Linked DNA regions of Homo sapiens: region 1 is linked to region 2. Evidence: chromatin loops called from intact Hi-C (ENCODE). Cell type or tissue: Panc1. All regions are shown on one strand. Links, peaks and the distances in the headings refer to the core of each region. The heading gives the core; the rest is flanking DNA.

The links. Peaks named below come from ENCODE experiments on the same cell type or tissue, not always from the same donor. Only the 100,000 strongest peaks of a DNase experiment are listed, where the experiment ranks them.
Region 1: a loop joins it to region 2, with 5 times the contacts of the local background. A loop is called at or near these places in 6 of 110 quality-filtered maps.

The regions. Positions count from the first base shown.
Region 1 is chr22:22,183,684-22,186,596 of GRCh38, reverse strand. It overlaps IGL and the pseudogene BMP6P1. Among named protein-coding and RNA genes, the nearest start is that of VPREB1, 60 kb to the left of the region's middle. In Panc1, for the core only: no CTCF peak of the experiment used is centred there; no DNase peak of the experiment used is centred there.
Region 2 is chr22:22,243,592-22,246,504 of GRCh38, reverse strand. It overlaps VPREB1 (V-set pre-B cell surrogate light chain 1), which reads right to left and starts at 1,719. Exons shown (of 2, transcript NM_007128.4): 1 at 1,646-1,719; 2 at 990-1,559. The coding sequence starts at 1,691. The coding sequence ends at 1,168. It also overlaps IGL. In Panc1, for the core only: no CTCF peak of the experiment used is centred there; no DNase peak of the experiment used is centred there.

The DNA of each region.
Region 1 (2,913 bases), core at 278-2,777, 60 kb after region 2:
TATTTCTGTATTTTTTTCAAGGTGATTTTGGAATTGTCATTGAAGTAAAGAACCAAAATGGCATTGAGTTTAGTTGGCACACAGCACAGCTTTGGGACATATTCAGGATCTATAAGGTGAACCAAGGTCTGAATGATCACATGGTTGATTGCATTCACATGTCCATTGATTGGGAAGGAGCATTCTACATCACAGTAATTAGCAGCATAGCCCTTGGGTGCGATGAACCAGTCCTGCCATCCAGGTCTTGGAAGCTCACATATAGCTCATGCTTCCTGCAGGCTGTTTTTAATTTGCTGCTGATGTAATCTGAAGTACTGGAGACTTGAGCCACGTAGTGGGACTGGGTAAAGTGAGTACAACTCTGCTGTCAACGCCAGCCAGAGGCTGACCTGGTGATGCACACATGGACCACAATGACTTTGAAGAAAGCCACCATGAAGGGCTGCATAGCCTAAGTGCTGTCTCTGCCCACCAGGTCTGCAGCTAGAGGGTGGATGTGGACTCCATCCTCTGTCACTACGCTCAGCTGAAGCCCCATGTTATGCTGTGGGGTTACAACCCACAGACTACTAGTGGCTGTGATGTCAAATTCCAGCCAGCTTCCTTCTGAGGCCCACACTATGCAAATGTCCAAAAAAAATAGGTCAGAGTTTAGTTCTGGAAGCTGGAAGGTCCAAAATCAAAGTACAAGCAGATACTTCGGTGTTTGGTAAGGATGTGCTTACTGGTTCATAGACTGCCATCTTCTCACTGCGAGCTCACATGGTGGAAGGACTGAAACTTACTATGTGTGTATTGGAACATTTGATTGGTGTCACATCGTCTCTCAGGTTGTGCAGACTGTTTGTCATTTTTTTCTATTCTTGGAACAGAATAATTATCAATTTATCTGTCTTTAATTCAATGATCCTTTCTTCTATACCTCTTTATTAGTATTCTCTATTGTTATTATTATTATATTATTATTAGAGACAGACTCTTGCTCTGTCCCCCAGGATGGAGTGCATTGACATGATCTTTGCTCTTGCAACTTCTGCCTCCCAAGCTCCAGAAATCCTCCCACCTCAGCCTCCTGAGTAGCTGGTACTACTGGCATGCACCACCATGCCCAGCTAGCTTTTTTGTATTTCCTGTAGAGACATGGTTTGGCCATGTTACCCAGGCTAGCCTCAAACTCCTGGGCTCAAGAGATCTGTCTGCCTTGGCCTCACAAAGTTCTGTGATTGCAGGTGTGAGGCACTGCACCCCGCCAATGTTCTCTCTGTAATGAGGCATTCTTTCCGTACTTTCCTTAACAATTGTTAACGTTGTTTTATTTATTTATTTGACCACATTTACAAAAGCTAATTTGAAGTTTTTATGTAGTAACCACCAAATGCATCTCTGGACATCATTTTGTCAACTTATTTTTAATGTTGTTTGTTTGTTTTTATGTTTTGCTTTGCTTTCCTTTTTAACCCTGTGTATGGACAGTACTTTGCTGTGTCCCTGCCTCAAAATTTCACTTTGCCAAATGGAGCTTCTCAGTCACACAATGTGACGATTCTGGAAATCAGATTCTTTCCTTAAAATATTTGTCATAATTGCTTCTGGTTTTGTTGTAGTTGTTATTGTTGATGATGATTTATTGTTTCACGGTACTGGAATAATTCTCTAAGTCTGTTTTCTTTGCTTGTGCAGCCACTGCAGTCTCTGCTCAATTATATCAGTCATTAGCTTATTATTGGACAGACATGTTCTTAAACGCCTCGAACAACACATTCCTCAGCATTTGCCGAATGCTCTGTGCAGGGGTTGGGTCATGACTGCAAAACCCCGCCACTTTACAACTCTATTTTAGCCTTCCTTGTTGATTTCAGCCAGTGTCGAAAATTAAGGACTTTCCTAATTTTTACCTGGCCATGCACATAACTCTGAGCATGAGAGTGATCTTCTGTCTTTCCAGGAATATGGCAGAGCTCATCAAAATCTTCTACAGATTCTGACACCCAGTTTTTTTCTCTCAAGGTTTTTGGTCAGCCTTTTATTGACCCCATCTTGTATCACTGACTCAGGACCTTAACAGATCTCACTGATTGTTTTGATAAATGTATTGAGGATGAAGCTGTTTAAACCAAGCGAGCTCTGAGACAATTCACATTTAGAAAAGTACAGAGCGTGAAGCTTTTCTGAGCTTTGGAAAGCTCAAATAATGACAGTCGCACGGGAATGGGGCTTTTGAGAAAATTCCAGATCTGGTATTTGGTTGCTTCAGTGAATGCTATTTTTCTAGTTTCCCTAGATCCAGGAGATTTGAGGCTGTTGGTTTTTAAGGCTACTGTGGAACTTGGGAGAGAGCAAAAGAAATAAAATCACCACAAAGCTTCAGATTCTTACAGAGATTCCACATTATTTTAATTGATTGATTGATTGATTCAGACAGGGTATTGCTTTATGACTCAGGCTGAAGTAGAGTGGCACAATCACAGCCCACTGCAGCCTCCACCTCCCAGACTCAAGTGATCCTCCACCTTCAGCCTCCCCAGTAGCTGCAACTACACCCACACACCACCACATATAGCTACTTTTTTAAAATGTTTTTTAGAGAAGAGGCCTCACTCTGTTGCCCAGTCTGATCACAAAATCCCAGGAGTGATAAAGCAATCGCTCTGCTTCAGCTCCCAATGTGTTGGGATTATAGGCATGAGCCACCATGTCTGGCTGTTATTACTATTTTTTATGATTCCCAGAATTTTGTAAGCTTTTGGTAATGTACAGAGTTCTGAAAAGTAGATTTATATCATTTTTACTGCTGTTCTCATTGCTTGTATGGTGAATCAGGTTTTCTGATGGCCTCATACCACCATTCCAGAAGTTTTTCTGAAGCTACATTTTTTTTTTGGAGAAAAAAGTTAAGAAATAAAATTCTGA
Region 2 (2,913 bases), core at 164-2,663:
GCCATGCCTCTTTGTTGACATGTTTGTCTGTGGCTGCTTTCTTGCTACTAGGACAGAATTGAACAGTTGTGACAGAGATCGCATAGCCCACAAAGCCAAAAATATTTACCACCTGGCTCTTTATAGAAAATGGGCTGGGTGCAGTGGCTCACGCCTCTAATCCCAGCACTTTAGGAGGCCCAAGCAGGGGGATCACTCGAGCTCAGGAGTTTGAGATCAGCTTGAGCAACATAGTGAGACATTCATCTCTCCAAAAATAAAACTAAATAAATAGCCAAGCATGGTGATGCACGCCTGTAGTCTCAGCTGCTCAGGAGGCTGAGACAGGACAATCACTTGAGCCTGGGAGTTTGAAGCTGCGGTGAGCTATGATTGCACCACTGCACTCCAGCCTGGACCACAGAGCAAGACTTTATCCCTAAAAAAAGGAAAAAAAGAACATGTTTGCCGACACCTGCCACTCTCTTGTACAAATAAGTAAATGCATTTACTTGCTCATCTAGACCAGTGGTTCACAATCAGTGTGAGTTTACCACCTGGGGACATTTGGCAATGTCTGGAGACATTTTTGTTTGTCACAACTGGGAAGGGGCATCTGGTGGGTAGAGGCCACAGATAACCACTCACCATTCAACAATCCGCAGGACAGCCCCACAACCAAGAACTGTCCAGCCCAAAACGTCGATAGGACCAAGGTGGAGAACCCACTCTAGGCCTATTACCTGGCTCCTGTTCTCCCTGGAGGCCCAGACCAGGTGCTTTCTAAGCTTGTTTGCCCTGTAACCGCTGGGCAGAATCAGATGACACCAGAGGGTCCTGTCCTGGGCATGGATGCCCCTCCAGGGTGCTTCGGTCAACCCCTTGCCTCCCATGGCCCACAAAAGTAAGGACTCAGGTGAGTGCTCACCACAGTGATCTGCCAGTCTCCCGGGGCCCCGGGCCTTTGCCCAAGGCTGGTACTACGAAGTCGCACAACAGTCAGACCAAACTCAGCAAAAAGTGACAAGCAGCTTTAATTCCCTAATGCAGTCTCCAATGGGGATTTACAGCAACACTGCAGGACCAGGAGATGCTGAGTGGCTCAGCCTCCTCGGCGCTTCGGGCGGCGACTCCACCCTCTTCCATGACAGTCTCTCCAAGGGGATGCGTGCCTCTGCTGTCTTCAGTTCAAGGGACACGTGTCCTGGCTGCAGTGGGTTCCATTTCTTCCTCCCACTCCCTCTCCCTCTCCTCCTTCTCCGAGCTGCGGGCCCCCATAGCACAGTAATACATAGCCTCGTCCTCAGGCTGCAGCTCAGAGATGCTCAAATACCCCCTGTTCCTGGCCACATCTTTGGATCCAGAGAAGCGAGGGGGGACCTGGGGGCCCTGGCTCTTGTCTGATTGTGAGAAATATCTCAGCAGGAACCTGGGAGGGTGGCCCGGCCTCTGCTGGTACCAGTAGACGCTGTACACACCGATGTCATGGTCGTTCCTCAGGGTGCAGGTGAGGCGGATTGTGGTTCCAAGGGCCGAGGACATGGCCGGCGGCTGATGCAGCACCGGCTGAGGACCACAACCTGGTGACACAGATGCATGTGGGCCGTGGGGGCAGGGCAGGATGAAGGAAGGGGCAGGAGTCTTTGGGATCTGGGGGTTCCCTCACCTGTGCAGTAGACAAACAGCATGAGCAGGACAGGAGCCCAGGACATGGTGCAGACATGCAGAGCTCTGACTCCTGTGGCCACGGTGCCTGGGGTCCCCAAGGGCTGGCCCAGCATCCTCCTCCCTGCTCTGAGAGGTGGGGCCGTGGCACACCCCGTTCCTGGCCACTACCATCCCAGACTTTCTTGGGTCTGCAACGTCGGTTACCGGAACAGCGTCGGGGCAGCATTTGTGGCTCTGATCTTGCCATATGGAAGCATTCAGGGAGGAAGCACCTGCTGGAGACTCTGGGGCCAGTGCCCTGGAGGCCTTTGGGTTAAGGTACCTCAGGGGTCGTGACCTCAACTTCCCCCTGAGGAAACCGCACCCCAGATAAATAAATTTTCTGTCTACATTTAAATGCTTGGTGAGCCAGGAAGGGAGGACACATCCTCGGGGGGTGAAAACACCTGCTTTGTACAGCAGAAGACACTGGGGGCCCAGAGCGGGTTGGGATGTTCTGCCCCTTCCATGTTGCAGCACTGCCTTCGGCCCATGCTCCTCTCCCTACTAGAACCAAGTAGAGTGACTCAGGCATGGGAAAGAAGCACCAGGGCCTGGTGCCTTCCCCACCCCTGTTCTGGCTCACCGAGCAGGTGCAGCTTGGCACTGTGATAGACTGAATTGCATCCCCCAAATCCATAGGTTGAAGCCCTAACCCCCAGTGTGCCTGTATTTGGAGATAGGGCCTTTAAGGAGTTAATGAAGGTTAGATGAGGTCATAGAGGTGGGGCCCCGGTCAGTACAACTGGTGTCCTTATAAAAAGGGGAAATTTGGGAGCCGGATGCAGTGTCTCACACCTATAATCCCAGCACTTTGGGAGGCCAAGGTGGGAGGATCACTTGAGCTCAGGAGTTCGAGTCTAGCCTGAGCAACATGGCAAAACCCCATCTCTACAAAAAAAATTTAAAAATTAGCTGGTCATGGCGGACAGGCACCTGCAGTCCCAACTACTTGGGAGGCTGAGGTGGGAAAATCACTTGAGCTTGGGAGGTTGAGTTGAGGCTGCAGCAAGCCAAGATCTCACCACTGCCCTCCAGCCTGGCCAACAGAGGGAGACCCTGCCTCAAAAAAAAAATGAGAATAAAAATAATACATTAAATGTATGTTTGCATACTACCTGCAAGATTTAAAAAAAAATTAAGGGGAAATTTGGACTTAAAGTCTCTGATCCCACATGCTCACCCTCCCTCAAAAAGCTGGAGTGTCTCCTCCCCTGGAACCTGTGC